Linked DNA regions of Mus musculus: regions 2 and 3 are each linked to region 1. Evidence: chromatin loops called from intact Hi-C (ENCODE). Cell type or tissue: left cerebral cortex. All regions are shown on one strand.

Region 1 (8,000 bases):
TCTGAGTCAGTCATTGTCAGAGAGGGGTGCCTGGCCGTGGGAACCATGGGAAGCAGAGAAGGGTGTGTGTGACCCGTCTGACATCTCTATGTTCTCCCGCTGTGTTCGCAGAGACAGAACAATGAATGCATGGCCTCCAGTTGGATATTGGAGAGGCAGTAGCTAGGACACACAGGTGTAAGGCATCAGTCTGTGGTCGTGTAGCCTTAGGAAGGAGAAGACAGTAGGGACAGGGGGGTCTAGATGGGTGAAATGTCCAAGTGTTAGGTGAGTTGGGGTGAGTTAATCCAGAGCAAATTCTAAAGGCAGAGAGACTGCTTCACGCACCCCTTGCTTCTTGGAGGTGGGCGCTGGCCAGGGTGCTGAAGCCATGTGTCTGCTGCCTTCCCAAGGGCTGGGTCTGAGCACCTAGTGGAAAGAGTAGGATAATTGAGTGGAGAAGGAGGGGTGGGGCCAGTGACCAGCAGGGGTCTGCATACCACACCACAGCGGTGGTCTGACCACAGTGGTCTTTCTGACATGTCTTCCTACCGGCCCTGGCCACCGCAGAGCTGACCACCCTCCACTTGTTTCTGTTCCATCCCCTTTGCAGGACACACTCAGGTTAGAGGTTAGCCCTTTACCACACTGCTGCTCTCCAGAGACCAGGCCCCGGGGACAAAGGAATCAGGAGACATCGAGACTCGTTGCTCACATCCCAGACTCCGTCCACCCAGCAAAAGGCTTTGTCTCTGAGTCCAGCTTCCTCATCTGTGAAACGGAGATCGAAAGGCACCTTTTCTAGCATCATGGTCAGGAAAAAGGAGCGAAGGTTGTTATGTAGGTGGCGCATGTCCATACACATGCCTCTGTCCCAGTGAGCTGCCAGGTATGCAGAACTGAGGGACGGTCGAAAGTGCTCTGGGAATGAGAGAGAGGCAGACTTCCCCTGTCCCATCACTCTCAAAAGGCTGAGGTTTTTCTTGCTGAATGAGATTCTGGGCTCATGGACTCAGACCCCTTAAATGCTACCAGTCTGGACCACCTACTCTTTTCCAGTATTTTTATCAACTACTCAAACTAGTGATCAAAACAATCCACAAAGTTATCTGGGCATGGAGGTGCACGTGTTTAACCTCGGCCCTTGGGAAGCAGAGGCAGGCAGATCTCAGTTGATTTCAAGGCCAGCCTGGTTTACGTGGTAAAGCGTCAGGTCAGCCAGGGCTATCTAGTGAACCCCCAAAACCTCAAAACAAACAAATCTCAATGACAAACTAAACAGATCCCCCCCCCCACACAATAGCATTAAATAAAGCGAAGGCCACTCCCTGGTCTCCCCCAGGAGCAGAGCTGAAGCCACACTGTCTAATGCTATGCTGTCCACAGAGCCCCTATTCCTATATGAGGTTCTAGGATTTGGCCATGTTACATGCTCTGCCTGGACTGCATTTCCTAGTGCCCATCTGGGAGCTGGTCTAGATGCCTGCCTACCAGTTGCCAGCTGCAAGTAGGTGCCTTTTCTCTTAAAGGTCTGAAGGGTGGGAGTGGAGTTGCTGGACTCTATTACGTCAAAGTGCCTCCCAGGGAAGGGGGCACCACCAGCAGGTTGTGAGGTCCAGAGCCCCGCATGCTCATTGCGAGAACATGACCACTGCAGCCTTCCTGAAATATCTTGTGTGTGGCCTGATTGGAAGCTGGGCTCTGGCAATTAATCCTGTGGAGGCTCCACTCAATTGCAGGAGGTTTTTCTGTTTAGTTCCCTTGGCCTAGATTTCCCTGGGGACAGCTCTGCCCAGACCTCGACCTGGTAAATGAAACGTTAAAAAAAAAAAAATCCTTACAATGACTTTAATCAATCCACAGAGGTGGTGGATGGCCTCCTCCCGAGATTCAGGGGCTTGGAGGGGACTGAATGGGGGGGCGGGTGAAGACAGGAGTGGTTTTTCTGAGAGGAAGCTTGATGTCCTATTGGAGCCTAGGCTCCGGATCTGGAGCTGAGAGGAGGGGCTCCGTTCCCTTTAATGGCTTGTCTTGGTCTCTGTCCCAGACTGTGAATGGCCACTGCAGTAGAAGGGTCCATGGCCCCTCTTGTTCCTTTCCAGTTTAGAAGCCCGGCAGACTAGAGTTGGAAGCAGAACCACAGGGTCCCTGGCCTGTCAGGCTGAGACACTGATCTCTAGTTGCCACAGGGGGGCGTCAAGCAAGGGACTCCAGCGCTGAAGGAGCAGAGATGAAGAGATTCCAAGGTTCTCCAGAGTGGAGTGTGGAGGGGATCGGGAGTCTCAGCAGCCCAGCCTGGCCTCTAAAGATGTCTCCTTCTCCGATACCCTCTACCTCTAAAGACTTGGGGGGCGGGGTTAGGTTATTTAGGCAACCCCTTCTCTCCCGGACTGATCCTCCGCCCAGACCTTGTGATCTCACCCCGTGCTACCCCCCATGCCCAAGGCTTTAGAGTGCCAGTTTGTGTCCAAGCAAAGCCTCGCTGCAAACCTGGGGAGAGAGGGTTCCTAAACACTGCCCCAGGGGTAAGTGCTTTGGAGCACGTGCAGTGTTGGGAGCACCGGGTTATCTGCCTCCCCAAGTCTGTCTGTCTGTCTGTCTTTTTCTTTTCTTCAGACCGGACCCTAAGATGCCTAGGACAGCATAGGGTGAAGCTGGAAAGATGCCCCTTATCTGCAGAGGTTTCCAGGAGCCCAACTTGGTTGCGGTGTCCCTTCCTGGTGGCAGTGCCCACTGCAAAAAGTCCTGGTGTCTTGGGACGCGGAAGGCGGATAGGTGCAGACCTAGCGGGATCCTGGTCCCCCATTCTCTTCTACACACCTCTCCCCAACTCGGGTCCGCGTGTCCGGCTCGCCGCCCGGGCTGAGGGGGCGCTGTCGGCGCGGGCGGGCGGGGCTGTCAGCGCGGGCGCTCGGCGCGGAGCAAGCGCAGGGCTGGGGGGGCGCCGGCCGCCGAGTACTGGGGGCCTGGTGGGCGGCGGGCGCCGTGCGGGGCTCGGCGACGGCGGGCGCGCGGCCAGGGTGCGCGCGGGAGGGGTGGTTACGGCGGCGGCGGGAGACGCTCGAGGACGCTGCCCACGGTCCACTCCTCCATGGCGCTGCCGGGGTCCCCCGAGCCGCCCCGCGGCGCGCCCCGAAAGGTTCCAAGCCTGCTAGAGATGGGGTCGCTCTGCCTGGACTCAGACATCATCCTGGGTTTCACCAGTCACCTCCTGCGGCGGCGAGGCAAGGTGAGAGCTCGCGGGGCCGGGCTGGCAGTGGTGACGCCGTCCCGCGACTTTGCTGCGCAGCACCGCGAAAACGCGGCAGGTCCCGGGCGGAGACCTGTATCTGCACTTTCCCGAGCTGATGCCGCTTGATTCTCCCTCTCTAGTCGAGGCTACGCTGGAACCCGAGCCTTGAGCAGCGATCTTCCACGGAGGAGAGCGTAGCGCAGAGATCGCGGTTATCTCACCTTGCAGGGATGGGCGAGGAAAAAGCCTAGGGGGAGGTGATCTGAGTTCTGAGATCATTCTGGTTGCTTGGTGCATCCCGGGGTCTTGTGGAGCTGTGTTTTTGTGTCCTCTGGGAACTCGAACGTAGAGTATGCTTCCCGAAGAACCGCGCTGGTGCGGGGAAGTGAAGTTGCGGGTGTGGCCCATCATGAGCGCAGGCCCTGGGTTCCGGGTGATGCTTCTCGGTGTGCGTGTGAGGAGTATGTGTGCGTGTGTGTAAGTCGATAACAATGTATGAGCCTCCTGGGCCCCGGGTGTTTGTTTCAGTGCGGTAGAGGGGCGGGCGGGGTGACGCTGTTTGTAGTGCTTGCAGGGGTGGACTGAGGAGGGTGGTGCCTGAGGCTACCCGGATCCCATGGTGGGCCGTCGCCTGCCTGTCTTCCCTTCGCAAGGCTGAGAAGGGCCTGGAGGCTTGGGGGTTGCAGAAAGTGGGGAGCCCGTTCCCAGTTTATTCATGACTTCCTGTCGTGTTTACAGACTCTTTTAAGTCGTAGATGACCTGGAAAACCGGATCTTCATCCCACTCTTGGCCAATAGTGCGTAGGAGTGGAGGGCTAAGTAAGCAGGGTCCAGGTGGGGAAAGGAGAGGTCGTTTGACAGACCTTATACCGTGCGAAGGTCTGACTGCTCTGGGGATGTCCGACCAGGGTCTTTCCTTGAATCACCCTGGCTCAGCTGTCCTAAGTCTCAGCCTCAAGCGGAAAGCTCTGCGCTCAGAACGCGTGGTGTCCTGTCTCTGCGCCCTCGAAACCTGTGCTCACTACGGCCGGCAGGTGGCGCTTGTGTCACGGGGAGCCACGCCGCAGATCCCGCCTGGCTCCTATCTGGGGTTTCGGGTTGATCCAGAGCTTGGGCCGGAGTCCCCCGCGACCTCAGAAGGTGGTGACATTTGGGGTCTGACTTGGGCGAGAGCAACAACTGGTCGCTGGGGAAGGAGGGAGACCTCCGGGTCGGAGACAAACAGGCAATTAATTCCGGAGCTAACTCCCCATCTGCCAGGCCGGCAGACAACAGGTCCGGCACACCCCCAGGGCCAAGCCGCAGCGCTTCCTCCCACTTCGCAGGCGGCTCAGTGTGCAATCCATTTTAAGGCACAGGCGCGGCTGCAAGGACACTTCGAGACAGTTCGTAGCCCCTCACTGCACTTCTTGAAACACGACCCTCATCCATGAGAGACAGTTGGCGCCAAAGCATGGCCAGACACACTCAAGTGCTCTGGGTGTTCTGGGGAAGCCGTTGGCCCGGGTCCAGCCCCTTTCATTACCCCCCATCCCCCCACCCCCACCCGCTTTCGTGCTGTGCGATCTTGGGCAAAAGCTTCAGTTTTCCCGCTCGCAAAGTGATGAGAGTGTTGGGTGCCTCCCAGGAGGCGCACTCCATCCTCGCTCAGGAGAGACAGAGGCGCATGCGTGCGCGTAACTTGTGTCTCGGCAGCCCCCACCGCCCCTCCCGCATCAACACTCAACTAACAGGTTGGGGGTCCTAGCAGTAGGCGGGGCCGCAAGGAGGAGCGGGACCCCCGCCCACTTGGCTCTGCTCAGGATGGGGGCGGCGCTCTGGCGTCCCGCCCCCTTCCCTCCCCCTACAAGCTTTGGCCCGCCCCCGCCCAGCCTGTCCCGGAGCAAGCCGGTCGCGTCCACAGCGTGCTCTCCGCCACTCGCCTGCTCTGCCAACTTCAGAGCAGCAGGCCTGGCCATGGGGGTGCCCCTGGGCCGGATCACGTAGCCACTGTACCCCGAGAGCCAACGTATCCCTTCCTGCGACCGTGCCATGGTCGGCCGCGGCGCCTCCTTGTGTGCGGTGCAGCCCGCGGTACGCAAGGCCCTGCTAGGAGCGGGCGGCTGGGCTCGACGGGCACCGGGTTCAGAGCCCAGGACAACGATGATGCTAGCGGGGTGTACAGCGCCCTCTAGGGGTGGGGCGCGGAGCGGGACGGGGCCCCGAGCGTCGGGCTGGGGCTTCTTCTTCAGGGACTCCTGGCGTTGCATCCAGGGCCCTAACTTTTGTGCGAGCGTGGCTTTAGGGGCGTGAGCGACTGGGTCTGGAGTCGGCCGCGTGGAGTCCCGCAGTGGCGCCGCGCGAAGGTTTGGGCTTACTGTCCCATCTCCAACCCCCGCAGGTGGCTGAGTGCGGCCCGGCTCGAGAGACCCCGCCACTTGAGGTATCCCCGCGCAAGAGGCTGCCCGCCGGGCTCGATCAAGACCCATGCAGCAGCCGCCCTGCTCCGGAGGGCGCCGGGGCCAGCGCTGAGCAGAGCCACTCGGCCGGTGGGGGCGGGTGGTGCCGCCACTGCCACACGAAGCTCGTGGAGCTAAAACGACAGGCGTGGAAGTTGGTCAGCGGGCCCGGGACTCCTCTCCGGGTAAGTGACCCCTCTTCAGGCCATATCTCAAACAGGGAAGGGCTGGAACTTGGGAATCTTTGGGGCTGGGGCTTGGAGCGTGGCGAGTTCATCGTGCCCCCACCCCCACCCCGTGCCATAGTCTGCAAGAGTGTGTGTTGGTGCACCTCACCCTAGGAGGCCTGCTGCGTGTCATAGGGGGTTGGGTAAATTTCTTTCCTAGCCACAGATGTCCCACAGCTGGAATCAGTCTGTGTTTGGGAGGGGTAGAAAAGGGGAAGACGGGACCTCACTCCCAGGGCAGGGCTTGTCATGGTGAGGCACTTTGGGCATCTGGACATTGGCATGCCTGTATAGAGAGGGCATAAAAGGTGAGAGAGTGGGCCCCTTTCTGCACCCGGGGGCCGTGCATCATTGTCCCATACCTACTCAGTGTCTGTTATGGGCCTGTGCCCTGCCCTGGCTCTCTGCCTCTGGGGCCCAGGCCTTCCGTGTGGGTAATGACTCTTGAGCCTCGGGGTTTCCCAGGCTGCAGCATGGCAGGCAGGCGCTGGTGGGAGAGGAGTCTACTGGGCTTTCCGGCCAGTCTTGCCAGGCATGTAAAGAACTGGAGTATTGTTCCAGGGAACAATGGTCTCTGGAAGTGTGCAATGCAGGGGTGTGGGGGGTCTCCACAGGAAGCTGCTTCTAACCTTCAGCCTTGGTGAACAGTCCTTGGGAAGCGCCTGTAGTCCCCATCCTGTCCCAGTACCTCTAAGGAGTGCTGTGGTTAGGAGGAGACCCTGGGTTTCCTTTGGGTTGGGTCAGATATGGTGGATGCCAGTCAGGTGTGTCTATGCTGGGCTCCTTTCCAGGTCCCCTGGCTTGTCTGTGGCGGGGATGTTAACAGCCTCTCAGACCAGCTAGATCTGTGGACCCGAATGGGATGGGATGGCTGACCATGGGTGTTGTTTGGCTTTTGCCAATGGCCTTTGCTGAGCCCTGGATCTTAGAAAGCCTTGAGGATCTCAGAGAGGGTCCTTGGGATATTCTCCCGAGGTCCTTCAGGAAGCAAGCTGATCTAGGAGCCGAGCTGCCTCCCCCTCTGACTGTGCTGCCGCCCAGGACCTGGCCGACTGGATGGAGTCCTAGTAAAGGAAAAGCTGCGGTCATAGTAGTGAACTGGTGGGGTTGGGGGCCGTCAATGGAGGTCTGTGGTCTCCTGCACACACTGCTGCCCCTCTCCACGTTCCTGTGTGTGGCTTTTGGCGTAAGCTGCTCCTCCGCCCTACCAGTTAAGGCTTACTTGACCTTGCCTGGCCCTGGTGGTGGGCAAACCAGGGTCCTGGCCAAGGGTTTGTGTGGCTTTGAGCATCTTATCTACTATGTGTTTTGTCTTGTTTCACGAGGAAGCTTCAGTCTGTCCTGGGAATGCTGTCTAACCTGTGGGGTGCTGTGCTCAGGATAGGAAGGCTTTGCTCTGGAAAGAATCGAATGCCCTGTGGCACACGGGTACTGCTGGGGTGTTGCCAGTGTGGGCCACAGGGAACTGCAACCATAGCCCTTGATTGACCACTGTGTACACACACACACACACACACACACACACACACACACACACAGAGTCTGCTTTTGAGGTAAGGGGGGATCTCTCTGGAGGGCAGATGGGGGACACGGTGATCATCACTGTGGGTGGTCTTTGGTAGCTCTATTCTCCAAGGCCAAGGCAATGCTAAGAATTTAGGGTGGAGAGCTAGGATCCTCCAAGGGGATCTACCTCTTAATTCATTGTGGGAGCAGGAACTCTCCCGTGAAGATAGCACTTTACAGCTTGTAGGGAAGTCTACCTGATTCTCACAGCTTATCTTTGTGGGGGCTGCTGGATGGAGGTTGAAGCTGGGACCCTGGGCGGGTGGTTAGAGCCCTGGGCTTGGGGACCCATGTCTAATCTCAGCATAAGAAGGAGGTGTAGGGGCAAGGAGACAGCCTGGTAGCATTCTATGCCTGTGAAAAACTTACCACCATTAACTTCTGGCCTACCTTTCTCCTAGCAGACACCCTCCTGGCAGGGTCTCTTAGAGCCCTTGGCTGGTCTCCTCCTCTGTGACACTAGTCACCTGTTGCCTGCCTTGCATGCATGTAGGGAAGCTCTGGTTCTGAGGTGGGCTTGAGGGTCACCCTCGTTCTGGACCTTTGGGTACTCATGGC
Region 2 (8,000 bases), 190 kb after region 1:
CGCTCTGTTAACGGTGGAGTTAATTGATGGAGACCCGTCAAGCTGCTCTGGGGAGGGGTAGAGCTGGGATGAAGTCCCAGATGGAGAAAGAGAGGAAATCACCAGGAACCCGAGGGCTCTCCTCAGAAAAGCACACGGTGTGAAAGCCGAGGGAGGGGTAGGTGTAGGAGACTAGGATTCCAGAGACCACATTCCCTGTGGGTGATCCCTCCACTGGGCCATGCTGGCTGTTTTAGGGAGTGAAGAATCTCACAGAGCTCTGTCCTACCTTCCTCACAGACTAATATGGCCACTGGAGCCCTACTGTGTGGTTTTCCTGCTCTTCACACTGAACATGATGTAGTTAGGTAGTGCAAGATATCTGGAGATGGTTAAAGTGCACAGAGAGAAGCTGTGCGGGTGACGTAGACAGTGTCCTTGAATGGCAGGGACCCGAGCCCCACAGAATCCAGGGATCACACAAGTGGAGGGAAATGGAAGATATCCAAGCCTCTAATCCCAACTCCACTGGGTGGGATCGTGTAGGAGAGGGGCACTCGAGGCTGAGCCGAGGACTGCTGGAGCTATCTCCTATTACCTCCCACCCCTCATCCTGGTTTCCCAAGATGGTGTCTGATGGAGCAGTTTCAGGACTGCAGAGGTTAGAGCATAAGCTCCCAGCTAGGGGCTTCTTTGTGCTCTCCTAGTAATGGCCCAAGGGCATGTGGTGTCTGGTTCATCAGGCCACCAACCCATTCTCCTCCCAGGGGAGTCTTGGTGGCCTTTCCTCCATGACCACCCAAGGTCTAAACTTGCCAAGTGTTCCTGGTCCACCTCCAGGCCCAATCCTGAAAGTCCTTCCTGTTGAGTGCTGGGTGCCTTCCCCAAGGTCAGCGTGTCCGGGTCCTGGCAGCCCACATAGGCTCCCTCACGATGACACACAGCTTGTGCGAAGCCCGCCCCCAGCCACCCGCCCGGTGTTATTTTTATTTATATACCTGAATACTGCACAACAGCTGCTTTATTGAGATTCATCAGTCACAAGGCTTAATTAAAACAATACCTTGCATCTAACTCAGCGTGGATCACCAAAGCAAATGTTTGTTTTGCTGCGTCAATTAAGCCTTCCCGTGGAACCAGCGGCATCAGGCAGTGAAGCCACATCTGAGTCTGACTTGGCCCCTCTCTGGAATGCAGGGATGAGGGGATACCCAGGGGGCATCTCCAACTGCTCAAGGGCAGGAGGGATGGGAAGAGGATGGGCAGGGCTTTTGGGTATCCCCCTCCTCCTGGTCACTGTCTAAGATTCTCAACACAGCCCTTTGGGTACAGGTGTCTTCTGTGTTCTCAAGCAGAGACACTGTTTTTTCAAGGGACTGCTAGATAGATGTCTCTAAGACAAAATCCTCAGACTCCCAAGAGGGTCCCATAAAGGTCAGTATGGAGGTACACTCTACTCTAACCTAAAATCACCCCATCTCAAAAGGCTCCAAGGCAGTGACCCTGACTAGGCCTCAGGTCTTCCCGGTTGGTATTTTCTGCTCCTGGAGGTGCCTACACTCTGGCATCTTCCCCATTTTCAAAGCCAGCACCACAGGTCTGTCCTCTGATAGCTCCTTCCTGTGTCCTCTGGACTCTGACCCTCCTGCCTCTTTCCTGGGACACTATGACCACATCTAGGACTATCCCTATTTCAGGGTCCTTGTCCTGTCACACCTTTCTGTTGCCGCCTCAGGCTCCAGACCCACGGACTGATTGGGGACAGTGACTCAGATCCTCCTACCTGATATGCAAAGGCTGGTAGAGAAGAAATTGCTTTCCTGAGTATGCAATAGAGCCAGGGTGTCTGCCTTGGAGAGGACTCAGTGGGAGAGAGGGGATGTGGCTTTGGCTTAGACTGGCCAGGAGGGTTTGCTGGTTACAGACCTGTGTGGCCAATGTCCCCTAGGGGTGTCTAGAAGCGGAGGCATGAGGCAGCCAAGGCTAGACAGCAATGATCCTATCCATCCAGTAGACGGGGACACAGAAGCCAGAGGAGCCCTGTAGGGCTGGAAAATACAGGACCTGGGACTGAAGCTGTGCCAGCTAAGAGGGTGCAGTGTGGGGCAATGCAGAGCTGAGCATCCTTTGTGCCAGAGCCTGGGCAAAGCCATAAATGGTGGCTATGCTTGAAGGTGACAAGCAATGTCAAGATGGTGACCACAGGGACATGGTGGGATCCTGGCTTCTAAGGAGATGGAGGGGCTTGTGAGATACCAGGTATCTACAGCAGAGAGGCTCCTGCTCTGTTCTGATAAATGTGTGCCGTTGTGAGACCGTTGCACAGGACACATGAATCTCTTAGAGCTAGGCACCTAGTCAGTACCCCAGCACTTGTGATGGTGTGTGGGACTCCAGAGCTGAGGCCCTAGGGCTGCTGTCTGATGTCATAGGTTCTGGGAACCTCCAGGCTGTGGCTGAGAGGCAGTGAGCCCCTCTGTCTCTGAGGCACTGCAAAGGAGGGTCCAGGGGATATGGTTCACTTTAGCAACAACTTGACTGCACTTGGGATTACCTAGAGGCACGTGTGTGCTCTGTGAGGGCATTTCCCGAGGGACTTAGCTGAGGAGGGAGGAGCCACTCTGAAGGGAAGCAGCACCATCCGGCTGGGATCCTGTGGGTACAAAGGAAGACGTCATCTCTCTCTGCTTCCCTCAGACCTTTGTGCTCAACTCTCTCACGCTGTGCCTGCCACGCCTTCTCCACAATAATGGACTACTCCCTCCAAATACAAGAAAAAAGAAACACTTCCTGATGTAAGTTGTGTTTGTCATGTATTTTATCACAGGAACCAGAAAAGCCACCAATACTTCAGGTCTCATCCCAAGTCCCAAACACCATCTGCATGGACACTAATAGTATCACCTCCTCCAGGAAGCCTCCCAGGTCTTCCCAGGCCAGTCCTTAGTGGCCCTCCTGCCATCTCTACTTGTGTGGCCTCCCCTCTCCCTCAGGTACTCATATTTCTGGGGGCCGGAGTCCTCAGAATCTGTCTAGCAATGACGTAATGAGAGTTGGTTGCTAGGCAACCTGCCTCAGCTCAGTCAGAGAACCCTGCTCTGGTTTGAAGGGCCCCTGCCGATTTCTTAAAATATCAGCTTTTAGCACACATCTCATCCTAGAGCAGAGAGAATACAGTGCTGGCAAGCCCCGCAGGCCTCCCTTCCCCGACGATGGATGCTGGCTTCTGAGAGCTGATCGTGCGAGACTAACCTCCTTGTCTCTCCTTGTCACGGTCCTTAGCCTGTAGAAGAGGGACCGGTGATTGCGGTGACTTCAGCAGGCATTGGCAGAGTCTGCCGTGTGGTTCTTGAGGATGAAATGGGAAACGCATCCCAGATGATCTGCTAAGTGAATGTTGCCTGTTGTATATAATTATAGACAAAGGCGTCAGCTAATGGCCCCGTGTAACCCTGCGGGGAGGTCTGCAGCGCCACGGGGGACTGACATCAGTCCTGCATTGTCTGATACTCTTATCAATGATGTAGACAGGGGAGGAAAGGCCTGCCTGTCAAGATGGGGCTGAAACAAAGGGTAGGAAGAGCTCGTGGTGCAGGGCCGTAGCTCAGGATCATCCTGATGCGGAGATGGCTCAAAATGGAGCGGGCTGGGGGAAACTGAACTGAAACTGATTCGGTGGTGCTGTCCAAATGGGAGTGCTGATCAAAGGGATGCTAGCCCAGAGGCACAGTGAGGCCAAAAAAAACAAAAACAAAAAAACAAACCAAACCAAACCAAACCAAAACAGAAGGACCGGGCTCACAACACTCCTGCCTGACAAAAGACACATGCTCAGAATGAGAAACCCCAAACGCAGCCTTTTCTTAAAAAACAGAGGTGATGCAAATCAATCCAAAACAGGCAAAAATATGGAAGCTGTAACTTCAGCAAATTAGGCACCCCAGCACCCCACGGGTGGAGAAAGGGTTAACGTTGTTGGTTGTCAGGAGGACTCCAGTTGTGATCACCTTGTGACCTGACCTCTGCAGGGAGTGGCCAGAGAAAAAGGAGAGAAAATGTGACCTGGCAGCAGAGACATGTGTGTCCCATGCCACATCCTTTGTGAGGTGGTACCTTGTTTGCTCAAGCTGAGCAGAGACTGCTCTGTGCTCCCACCGCTGGGTCTCCTCCTCACAAAACACCACACATCAGGTTCATAGATGTTAGAGCGGCCTTCAGTAGCTGCAAGCCAGAGGTACTCAGTGTGGACATTGGCTCTCCTCGAGTAAGACGGCCGCTGCTGTATGTAGCATTCGGTGCATGTTAAAAAGCACAGAAAGACCTGAAGGAGCCAGGGTCAAAGGACAGACTGCCTTGAATGCCCTGATACAGAACAACCCAAGCCAGGCTGAGCTGGTCGCCCTGTGCACTGGGCTTCTGGGGTGCTGGGGATGCTCGCGTTTGTCCTGCGCTCTGACGGCAGCTGTTCTTGTCTGTGTAAAGCCAGCCCTACTTCCGGGGTGTGCATCTGTGCGGATGTGTTGTCCCTTGGTGCAGCGTTTAGCTGATGTGCGCGTGAGCATAAATGAAACAGCTGTGTGCTTTTGTTTCACTTTTCGGGGGGTAGAGAGAGGATCCGGGGCTGTGAGCACGCTAGGCACACGCCCTGCTGCTGGACTACGGCCTCCTCTCTCTTCTCTTATTACGTTTGACAGGGTATCTTATGACAGGGTCTCACTGAACTGCCCAGGTTGGCCTTGAACTTGTAATCCTCCTGATTCAGCCCCCAGAACACTAAGCTCACAGGCATGTGGCCTTGACAGTTGTCTTGACTGTGAGAGAACCAGAGTGGACTTTCCTTTGTTCTGAAGAGCCACACGCCTTGGTAGAAGACACAGACCTTATGGATGGTGGACAGCAGACTCGGGGCTGTGATTCCTGATTGGGGGGTGGGGGGAGGCAAGGAGACAAGAGAGACAGGCCCTGTGAAGTCTTCCGGGGGAGGCGCTCTCCAGAGTGTGCATCAGGATGGAGAGGCTTGGCTGAGGGTGGCAGTGAGGTGTCCAGAATTTTGTGTTAAGGCACCAAAAAGAGACTCCAGGAGCAATTTCTGATGTCCTTCCAGGGTGCCCTGGTGTCTACTGCTAATTAACTTGTACAGGCATGAGGTGAAACTCCAGGGGGTCACGCAGAGGCCAAGGAGGAAGGGAAAGGCTGCATGGCTCGCACAGTAGAAATGGGTCTCTTGCCGTTTGGAGCCTGGAAGGCAAAGCTTCAGCTGTCAGCACGCCCGAGTTCTTGTGAGGGTCCTCTTTCTGGCTGTCTTCTCTCTGTGTCTTCAGTGGGAAGGGACGGGGAGAAGTGGACAGGGTGGGGGTAGTCAGGGAAAGGAGAGAACAGGAAAGAATGAGAGGAGAGAGAGACAGGAAGGGAGAGAGGAAGCCTGCGAGAGCAGAGTCTTATCAAATTAGAGCTTCCCTTGTGACCTCATTTGACCCCAGAGACCCTGTCTCCAGATTGTCCTGTGGAGGTCAGGACTTCAGCAAATTAACTTTGGAGGGACACAGTGTTGTGCCTGCCTATACCTCAGGCACACCATGGGAGATCAACTGGAAGAGAGAGGCACAGCTCTGGTGGAAGATACACTAGCCCCAGAATAAAGACCATTGTAAGCTACGAACAGCCATGAAAACCAGCCCCTGAAGTTAACTCGTGTCAGACAAACCTTTCCACAGACACTGAGAGCACTGGGCAGAGGCGGGACAGCACTCACTGGTGGCCCTGGAGAGAAGCCTAACGCTGGCAGGTTCTGAGGACAGCACAGGGGTGCATCAAGCAGGACGGCACGCAACCATGTTCATGAAAACCGTGCGGTCTTCTCGACTGGAAATGAGAACAGAGCTTAAGGTCCTTTAGCTACCAAAGGAAGAAAGGGAGGGAGGGAGGGGGAAAGAGAGGGAGGGAGGGAGGAAGAAAGGGGAAGGAAGAGGGAGGAAGAAGGAAGGAAGGAAGGGGAAGGCTAGAAGAGAGGTAGTCCCAGATGGTGTGTCTGTGAGAACACTCATCCACTGTTTCCACACAGCTCAATGCAGCTGGAAGTCATGTGGAGACCTGAGCTGCCACCAACCAAGGAGAGGGCAGCGCAGTTTAAATTACAGCAGAGTCATGCACAGGCTCTCAAAAACGAAAGTTTACCTACATCTGACAAACAACACTGGGTTATAGGAGGTTTGCCTAACTGGAGAGGCACAGATCCCGGGTGATAATGGTTTCTTTCAGAAGTTCAGAGTTGTCCTCTGCCCCACCTTGCTTTCAGGATGGGTCTTGCTTTTGGGATCCTGGACACCGTGGCCAGGTCGGGGCTCAGGAGTCTGCTTCATTTCTACAGCCACACAATGATCAGAGACACCCTTTCTCTAGCTTATCCTGCCTTTCTCTGGACTTAGTGCCAAGGCTCGCTCTTGCCTCCTTTTGTCCTTAGGGTTCTGCACTGGGCTCTCCTGCTCCTTCACCCTAGGATCAGGGCCTTCCTCAGAAGAGAGGGCTGAGGGGGACAGTGCTAGACATCCAAGCTAGTGGGCCAGGTGTAGGAGAGGCATACGTGGTGTGTGCGTGTATGTATGTATGTGTGTGCGCGTGCATCTGCGTGTGTGCGTTGGGAGGGGGAGTTCCTTTTCACAGCTGCCCACATAGGCCTGCCTGTGGTCCCCACCCAGCCCTTGAATATGGATTTGTGCCTCAGGACAGGAGGCACAGGCCCGGCCTTAATTAGACGTGATGAGCGTGTGTGCCTGGAATCATCATCAAAGGGGGACAGCCGCCCGCCGCCACCCCTTCCCTCTCCCCTCCCAAGGACAGCATCTGCTTCCTCCCTCCCAGAGCAGGCCAGCTCTGACAGCAGGCCCAGGAGTCCCCTCTATTTAATTAGGACGGAAGTTCCCTCAACCCTGGGAAAGGATTTAATTTCAATATTTCCTTTGCTGAGCTGGGAGCCTCCTGTCCCTCCACACCAAGGGTCTTTCATGGCAGCTTGGCCCAGCCCCTCCTCTCTCATTGGTGAAAAAGCCTGTCCTGGAGAAGAACCAGGAGGAGCCAAGGGCAGCGGGGTGGGGGGGTGGGGGTGGGGGTGCTGCAGCTGTGAAGAGAAACCCACCCTTCACCCCACCCCCACCCCTCCCTGAAGCCTAGCCCTCAGCAGCAGGGCCGCAGAGCCTGCAACCAAGCACAGCCCTCTCTAGGCATCTGTGCACAGACTGGGAGCAACAAGGAGCTCACTGACCGCTGACCTCAGACCATAGACTTGAGTCTCTGGATCATCCCCTAAACCTCCTTCGTGCTCTGTGCTTTAGCCTGGCCTATTCCGTCCCTGGTGCACACACATGTGTGTGGGTAAGCACATGTGTGAGCATAGACGTACATATGCACCTAAGTGTGCCCCTGGCAGTTGTAAGTACGCATGCTACACACGTGCACACTTGTGTGTATGTGATCACAGGAGCACATTTGCGCATATTTGTATATTTGTCTGTGAGCCCGGATGACTGGGCTGAGCCTGGTTTCTGTCATTTCTCTTTAAATTGCTGGATGCTCTGATCCGTGGCTAACCTCTTGGGGTCAGCATCAGCCTGATCACAAGACGGGCACTGGGCACCCGCAGGGCCAACACGCAAATGCTTGGTGGACAGACTTCTAATCCAGCCCATACCTGGGAGGTAGGGGAGGCCCTGGCCTTGGGGGAGGAGGATCATGATTTGGTGACTGCACCCTGGCCTGCCCCAGACTCGGTTTCCCTGTGTGTGTGGACAGCCCCAATGGAAGCTGTGTCTCTGGGGCGTCTTCTCCTACCAGGCCCTGGCCATCTGCGTCCTGCCGGCTTTGCTCTGTTCCAGCACCAGCTCCCCTTTATTCCATCCTTTGTGCAGGACAAAGATCAGCTGAGACCTGGCTCTCAGCCCAAGTGGCCCTCAGCCCTTCGGAGGCCGCTAATGAGAGGTGTCAGCCGGCAGCTCTTCAAGAGAGCTCGCTGCCCTGAGCAATTTCTT
Region 3 (8,000 bases), 400 kb after region 1:
ATCTGTACTCCTGCGTGCTCTCTAGATGCCCAGCTAGTCCTCAGCTGCAACCTTGGCCACTTGACAAGGACTCACTAAGGACAGCTCCCTACTCCCAGCAGGCATTGCAGAGGAGAGGAACAAGTTTTGTTTGGTTTGGGTTTTGCCTTCTATAACTTTCGTGGAGTGTAACTCAAGCTTTAAACCATCCTGAGTGTCACAGGCACACACCTGGCCCTCTGTCAGTCTTCTCCCTAGACAGTCTGGCTCTACACAGATCTTGTCACCTTTGCTTAGTAGTGACACAAACAAAATCTTTTCTCCATTTTCCTCTCCTTTCATCTCACCATGGACTTCGGCAATACCGCAAATGCCCCCACACAACTCTTGGGGTCCCTTTTGAACGAATCCTCTTACCTCTTCTGCGAACACAGGCCTATGACCTGGAGAAATGAGTGTTGCACACCACATCTCAAACTGCCTTCCTCTCCCTCCTCATTGTTGATTCTCTCCATGAGTTCTGAGGTTCAAATCCCAGAAGGGGCTCTTCTGCACAGGTCAAATGTATATTCTCTTTCCCTTGCACGTGTCCAGCTTTGAGGAATGTCAAGGTAGCCCCTCCACTTACTTCATCCTTCTTCTCCCCGGCTTTCCCTGCCAAATCAGAAGGTAAAGTGGAAGATCACACCAACATGCCTGTCTCCTGTTGTAATTTCTCCTTTGGACACACACTGCAGCCTCAGTTGCGTGTCTTCACACCCACGGAAGCGGGGCACACAACTTCTACTACAGCCAAAAGGCTTGCCATTCCATAACACATGGGGAAAGATGGTGGTGCTGAGCCTGGCCCCCAAAGGCAGCCCTTCAGACATCCTCGGCTACACAAGCTATTGCTTAAAGAAGAACACGCCCGGCTCCTCCTAGAGTCAACTTTTGTTCTTTCAGATCTCCATCAGAATGACAACTTCTTGCATTACAGCTCCCGGTGACAAAAAAAAAAAAAAAAAAAAAAAAAAAAAGTCTAACCTCACAAAGAGCCTAAAGAAATGTACCCATCCAAATTAGTTCATTTAATTAAAAATTTTTAAAGGAGCAGATCCATCTAAGCTCATCTTGGTGAACCAACAAGTTTATTGGTGTTAATGTACAGGAACCTGGGTAAGGGATTCTTTATGGGAGCATGGATGAACATGGAGGGGCAGCAGCTTCACTGAAAACCCCCGAAGCATGGGTGACAACGCGTGAAACCTGCATCCCTAGCCTCCCACCGTCAGGTAACCTTCCAGCTTTCATACACACACACACACACACACACACACACACACACACACACACACACAACCTGGAAGGAAGGAGGAGGAAGTGGTCTAGCCAATGGCTACTCTCCCCTCTCCTCCTGCCCATGGAGTATTAACATCTCCGTTGCCATTCCACTGATCTCATGAGCCCTGCCTCAGTTTACCCATTTCATTGCCATGACTGTGGGACCAGGTCACCTCAGCCATGTGCTCCATCGCAGTGCATGGTGACATCAGGTCTGGAAGCAATCATGTCCCTACAACTTGCATGCACAGATGGGCCCCCAGCCTGAGGGTTCAGGCAGCAGCCTGTGTGATCGTGCTGCGAGCAGACCCAGCACCTCCAGGGGCCTAAACAGCCAGGGCCTACTGACATGGCACCAAGTGCCATTTGGAGAAAGTGTTTCGCCGGAGTTGTCTATAAGCCTTCTGGAAGATTCCAGTCAGATCAGGAAATTTCAGTGCCTTCAGACTGATGCCAGCAGCTCTGCACGGAGCCTGAGAGACGGGATTCATCTATTTGTGAACGCTGCAATCTGCGTGTTCTCCTGTGGCACTAGGTCTGAGTCTACTGAAAAAGCAAGGGCCCTGGGAGCACCAGTTGGAACCCACTTCCGAGGATCGCGGTTCTGCATGTTCAGACACCGTTGCCCCACTTTAACCTGTTTTTATTTTCCTCTTTATGTATGTGTAGCGTGAGCTATGATAAAAACCTATGATTAAATAAGTCCAAAGCAGTTCTTTGCTGAATATAAAGTGGGGCTTCTGTATGATCAAGAGTCACGTCAGGGTTTTATAGGCGGTGTTTTTTCTTTCTTAGAGGTGCATAAAACAACAGGCCACCTTCCAATCAACAGCATTGAACAAAGTGGCTAAAGAGTAATAGCAATGGGCCCATCAGAGAGGAGTGAGAGATGCCCAGAGCTGGGGGGAGTGGCCACAGAGAGTATCTCAGTGGACACAGTGGACACAGTGGACACAGGAAGGGATCTGTAAACCTCAATGCCTATTCAGAACTTCTCAAACTCCCGGAAGGCTGCTGCAATGAAAGGCTTCTCTTTCCCCTGGTGGGACCCATCTTCCAAACCCTCCGGAAATGTCAGACACGAGAGACCTCCCAGCTCCAATCTCTGCATGACCAGAAGTCACACAAAGGCATCCCTTATCGCCTCACTGCCCGAAAGTCCCGAGCAACACTGCAAGTCACAGAAAAGTAACAAGAGGTTTAAGATCAGGAAAGGAAGAGATAAAGCTGCCAGGACTTGTGGATAACAAGGCACCTGGGTAGGAAATGTAACCGGATCAGCAGACTGCTGGAACGGGCTACAGCTACAAGATAAAGCCACAAAGATCAATAATATTCCTGCACACCGCAGGACCCAGCCAGCAAATAAGGCCTGTTCACGACAACAGCTGAAGCAATTAAGTAGCTGAGAATTAAGCTACCAGAGAATGGCTAGGCCCTGTGAAAGGACTCAGCTGAGCAACTAAAAGGAGAAGGTGCAGTGGTCAGACATGGGGGTGGGGGAGTGGGGGGGGGCTCTGGATAGCACCGCCAACAATTGTCCCCAAATTAGTCTCTCTGTTAATGTCATTCAAATCACAGTTCCTGAAGGCTCTTTTCGGAAACTCGACAACCCTATTCTCAGCCTGCAAGGAAGAATAAAAAGCCCTTGAATGGGGAAGCTGATTGGAAAGAAGGCAGGGGAAGGGCACGCTCTGCCAGGATGGAGACAGGCTGCATAGCCATGGCAACTAAAAATAAAATGACAGAAAGCAGGCAAGGTGCCACCAAGGAGCACACTGACTCTGAACAGGCACATGAGAGCTCATGTAGGTCAGAGGGGACCCTGCACATCAGGGGGGACACAGTCGCCGGGTAAGCAGCTTGTGATGTGGAACAAAATGAAGTTGGATCCCCATGCTATACCATGTTACAAGTTGGCTACGGCTGGATTACAGCTGAGTGAGCTTTAACAAAATGTGAGAGGGCTGGGGTGGGGAACGTGGGGCAGACATGTTCTATTCATGTGATGACAGAGATCGGGGCCTAGCGACCCCCAGTCACCACTCCGCCACAGCAATAGTCAAAGTGAGCAGAACAAAGACACTGCTGGCCCTGGGACTGGGACAGCCAGGAATACAGCCTGAAGATGCTCTGACCCCAGAGACCGGCACCCAGCCTGCTGGAGAACAAGCTGCCAGGAGTCCAGGCATTGGCACCACGTCTGATCCCTTCTCCCAGATTCCCACCATCCCCTGCCAACTAAACCTTGCTACATGTACATGATGGACAGAAGCAGGAGCTAATTGTTAGAAATACTGGTTTTGTAGCCTGAGACGAGGGCCTTCACCAGGAGGTCTTGGCAGGTACCTGAAGGTCAGCTGGAGCCATTAGGGCACTTGGGTGTGGAAAACAGACAGGTTCTGACTAAAGCAGGCGCTGGTTGGGGCCAGAGGCTGCAAAGTCGTGAGAAGGCCAGCAGACTTGTTTTAGCCCAAGCGTTCCCTGGAGACCCCCTCTTCCCCCAAGGCCACCATAACCACCAGCTTCAAACAGGTTCTTTGAGGGGGAGGAGAAGCAATCTCGTTCATATAAATGTTTAACTAGGAATTAATATTTATGAGGCTCTTGAATGACGGGCTGTGGGTTTAATAAATATTAACACAGACTGGGTTTCCCTTCCCTTCCCCCTCACTTAGTGTTGATGCCTCGGTTTGTGTACCATGCATTATTCAGCCGTCCCTGAGATGGGTCCCACTCCTTGCTCCCTGGCTCCTGAGGGGAGGCCTACAGGCTTCGGGGAGAGAAGTCACCAGACTGGGGAAGTCTTCGTGTCGCCCTGTCCCCATTCGGCTCACCCTTGCCCTTTGGCCCTTATTCTAGCATAACACAGCCATTTCCACGACCGGAGGTGTCGCAGGGTCCAGCCAGTCTCAGTCACCCATTCTCCACGCCCTCAGTCCCAGGAAGACTTCCCGGGTCTGCTGGGCCTTCTGGAGCCACAGCCTGGCTTCAGAAACGGAATCCCTGAATCACTGAAAGGGCCGAGCCAGCCATGAGCACTGGTGGAGCTCGAGCGCCCCCTTGTGGCTAGTGTGCTCCCAGGTAGAAAGATGTCGGTTAGGAGACCAGGCCCGGGTTTGCAAATCTCTGCATTAGGTTCACAAATATTCACTACCCTGGCCTGGTTTCCCTCCTGGTCTGGGTTACATGAATTGGTCAGCTGAGTTGGGAACAGAGCCCAACATTCTGCCCTCTGCAGTTCCAGTTATATCTGCCAGTTTAGATGCTGTCACATCAGTGGGGCTGTTCCATTCATGAGATGACATGTGTTGGCCTTGTCTTTCCTGTTCCTTGCGAACCAAAGATGGCCTCAGCCAACCAGATCTGATCTCCCATGAAACCCTTTGAACCACCCTTCAGTAGTGTCATTTCTGAGGTGCCCTCCTCATTCCGGATGACTGTGGTCCACCAGGCCAGGTGGTGCAGCAGGTTCAATGGACTCAGGTTGACCATAGGGACAGGCACCTCCAGCCTTAGTCTCCATGGGCCCCAGGGTCCCTCACCTCATGTAAAGCAACCCACCTCACAGGCTCTTCTGCGTCCCTGTTGGTCTCCAAAAGGGGTCAGGACTAGATCAGCTTCCTACTGAACTAGCTACCACCAGCTAACGTGACCCCTCACCCTACCCCTGTCTGCTTCCAGTGACATTCTTCACAAAAATCCCGCCAGTGGAATTCCAGGCAGTTCAAGCCCCAGGGAGCCCAGTGGAGCCCTGCATTGGCCTAGGCAGTTTCTGGAGAAGTAATAGAGCCGGCAGTGAGACTAGCCACAGAGCTGGTAGTAGTTTCTGGGAAAGAAGGGGACCTAGGCTTCAACTGTCCTGAGAACGGCTTTGTGAACCAGACATCAGATCCAGCGCACTCATTCGTTTAAAATGTCAGCCCTGAGCTGGGCGTAACTATCCCTCCGTGGGTGTGGATGGGGCTACGTGTGGGTGGGGCCAAGGGGTGGGTGGGGGCATGGATGTGGGTGGGACTATGTGGGGGGACCATGTAGTAGGTGGGGTCATGGGTGTGGGTGGGGCCATGGGTGGGTGGGGCCATGAACTTCAGTCCTCAAGGGGACAGAAAGCAACACTAATGGGTAGGGCTTGGTGAACATTCCAGAAAACGACATCCTAATTGGATGATGGCCTGGTGGCAGGTCACCCATACAGAATTCCAATGTCAAAGGCAAAGACCAAAGGATAAGTACTTCGAACTGAGGCCGGAAAGGGCCAGACTAGGATGGCCTTGTGCTCTGGGCTAGACCAGGAAGACCTTGTTCTAGAGGCCTGTGGAGCAAGGAAGAGACCTGATCCCCATAGGAAGGGAGGCTCCGGTACTGATTTCTGACAGTGGCTAGTTTTCCTGTTTAATGGTGTCTTGTTACTTACTAAGCTGAAGACAGTCTCTCACCTTTGTGGGAAATCGACAACAGTTCTGGGTGCAGGAGGCTCGTGCATAGGGGAAGGCCCCTCACTTTATTTATCTGCTCCCAGCCCCTGGGAAGGTTCCAGTCCCCACCCCATGACAGATAGGGTGGAAAGGGTGCAGTGTGGGACCCCTTCACCTTCCCTCCAGTGGCTCTTGATGTCTGTAGGGAAGATTGACCGACAGTGCAGCCAGGGCCCCAGACAAGGTGTTCTGCCAGACGCGAAGGAATATTGCTGTCTACTTAATATGGATATCGAACAAGGTGAGATTTTTGGTTGGGGTAGGGAGGTAGCGATGGAACGTAAAATATCTTCTATTCCTTTAGAAGTGCCCTGTTGTGTGGGCTTCAGATACCTGTGCCCTTCTCATTCAGCAATAAGGCCTCACAGACAGACACACAGACACAGACACAGACATTGTGATGCACACAACCACCTGCCCTGCCCCCACCCCTAGAGAAGGAGGGTGTGCTGAGAGGAAGGCAGCTCAGAGCACAAAATAACCGGAGTCTTTTGCTCTAGAGTATGTAGCAGCCGGGGTCAGAGCAGGGGTCAAGTCGTGTTCTCTGGGGAAACAGAAACAATCAGATCCACAGTGTCTGAGCCGGGAGAGCCAACACTGTTGGCCCAAGCTGAAGACAGGGAGAACAAAGTCCCAGCTCCAACAGGCAAGTGGGTGGCTGTCCCTCCTCTGAGCCTTTGTAGCTCAGTCTGGCTTTCAGATGACTCGGTGCAGCCCCCGTGGAGAGGAACATGGTTTGCTCTGCTCTCTTTAAATAGCAAGTAGCACCTGATCTGTGGGACGCCTCAAGGCCAGCCCAAAGCAGGCGACTCCCAGGGTGCCCATGACCACCCAGCATTGGCTCGTGGGAGCAGCAGCCAACTATGGAGTCGCATCAAAAGCCTCAGGCCTCCTAGGATTGGGGGTGGAGCCCAGGAAGTTCTGATGAGTACTGAGGAGGCCTGAGCCTCTGGGGGGTTCAGGGGACAGCTGGCCTTGGAGCAGAAGAGTGGTGCGGGCCCCAGGGTGACCTCATGTGGATGTTGCTGGCCTTGTTGCTTTCTGTTTTTCAAATTTCGTTTCACTGGCTTAAGAAGCCAGGCAGTTGCTTTTGCTGTCCAAAATCCTTAAGGAGCAAAACTCCACACAATCTTGGAGGAAATTGAATTCAGAAATTAGATGCAAGGCTTAGCAGAGACCTCGGCCGAGCCCCCGACAGGGTGAGACAGACACATCCACTGAGACCACATCACAGTTATTAACCTTTTGCTCCAGAGCATATGGAGAAAAGCTGCTAGACACACGGGGAGAAATTCTCTAAACCACAGTCACAGTGGGAGACTTCAACATACCTCATCAGTAATTGCCAGATCAAAACCATGAGTAAAGGAAAGGGGAATTAATAGAACAATTAGCCACATAAATTAACAGATATGCAGGCCTTGAAGAAAGCAGCGTCCCTTTCAAAGACTAAACAAACACACAAAAGAGCATCACCGGAACCTTGAGTAAATCTGAGCAGATTCTTAGAAGGGGAGGTGGCCCATGCTACAATGGTACTCTGAGCATGGTACAATAAATCCGGGAATACCCACAGACGTGTGTGTGTGCATGTATGTGCAAGTGTGTGAATGCACGTGTGTGAGTGCATGTGCGTGTGAGTACATGAGCGTGAATATATGTGCATGTGTGTGCATATGCATGTGCAGTTGCATGCATGTATATATGTGTGCATGTGTGTATGTATTCGTGTGTGTATGTGTGCATGTATATGAATGCATGTGTGGGTGTGGATGTGTGTGGGTGCAGCTGTGAGAGTATGTGGGTACGTGTGTGTGTGTGCGTGTGTGTGAGTGCATGTGTGCATATGTGTGGGTTATGTGGGTACATGTGTGTATGTGTGTGTGTACATGTTTGAGTGCATGTGTGTATATGGGGGGTGAGTGTGTGTGTGTATATATTTTTGTGTGTGTGTGTTCATGGGTATATACATGTGCGTGTATGTGTGCATGTGTGTGAGTGAATGTGCATGAATGTGTGCATGTACATGTGTGTGTATGTATGTATGTATGTATGTGTTATGTGTACATGTATATGTGTATTTGTGCATGTGTGTGTTCAAAAGGGTGGCAGCCAGAAAACAACCTTGGTGTCATTTCTCAGGATCTGTCCATCTTTTTCAGAAAGTCTCTCATTGGCTCCACTGTTTTTATGCCTGTGGAGAGGCAGAACATAAAGGGA

The links. Peaks named below come from ENCODE experiments on the same cell type or tissue, not always from the same donor. Only the 100,000 strongest peaks of a DNase experiment are listed, where the experiment ranks them.
Region 2: it touches region 1 in a loop (2.7-fold over the local background); 5 of 42 quality-filtered maps call a loop at or near these places.
Region 3: it touches region 1 in a loop (10-fold over the local background); 29 of 42 quality-filtered maps call a loop at or near these places.

The regions. Positions count from the first base shown.
Region 1 is chr12:112,141,123-112,149,122 of GRCm38, forward strand. Kif26a (kinesin family member 26A) reads left to right here and starts at 5,086. Exons shown (of 16, transcript NM_001097621.1): 1 at 5,086-5,284; 2 at 5,592-5,834. The coding sequence starts at 5,243. In left cerebral cortex, CTCF peaks have their summits at 2,166 (motif pointing right), 4,239 (motif pointing right) and 5,385 (motif pointing left); DNase peaks (open chromatin) are centred at 2,195, 3,529, 4,257, 4,851 and 1 more place; H3K4me3 peaks cover 4,426 bases; H3K27ac peaks cover 1,089 bases.
Region 2 is chr12:112,326,747-112,334,746 of GRCm38, forward strand. It overlaps Gm29890 (a long non-coding RNA gene), which reads right to left. Exons shown (of 5, transcript XR_001780725.2): 3 at 5,684-5,841; 4 at 3,232-5,294; 5 at 1,063-2,632. Among named protein-coding and RNA genes, the nearest start is that of Gm29890, 9.5 kb to the right of the region's middle. In left cerebral cortex, a CTCF peak has its summit at 3,301; DNase peaks (open chromatin) are centred at 1,751, 3,089, 6,784 and 7,922; H3K27ac peaks cover 2,178 bases.
Region 3 is chr12:112,538,781-112,546,780 of GRCm38, forward strand. No RefSeq gene overlaps it. Among named protein-coding and RNA genes, the nearest start is that of Gm40584, 7.1 kb to the left of the region's middle. In left cerebral cortex, CTCF peaks have their summits at 4,369 (motif pointing left) and 4,570 (motif pointing left); DNase peaks (open chromatin) are centred at 2,381, 3,027, 4,355, 4,800 and 1 more place; H3K27ac peaks cover 432 bases.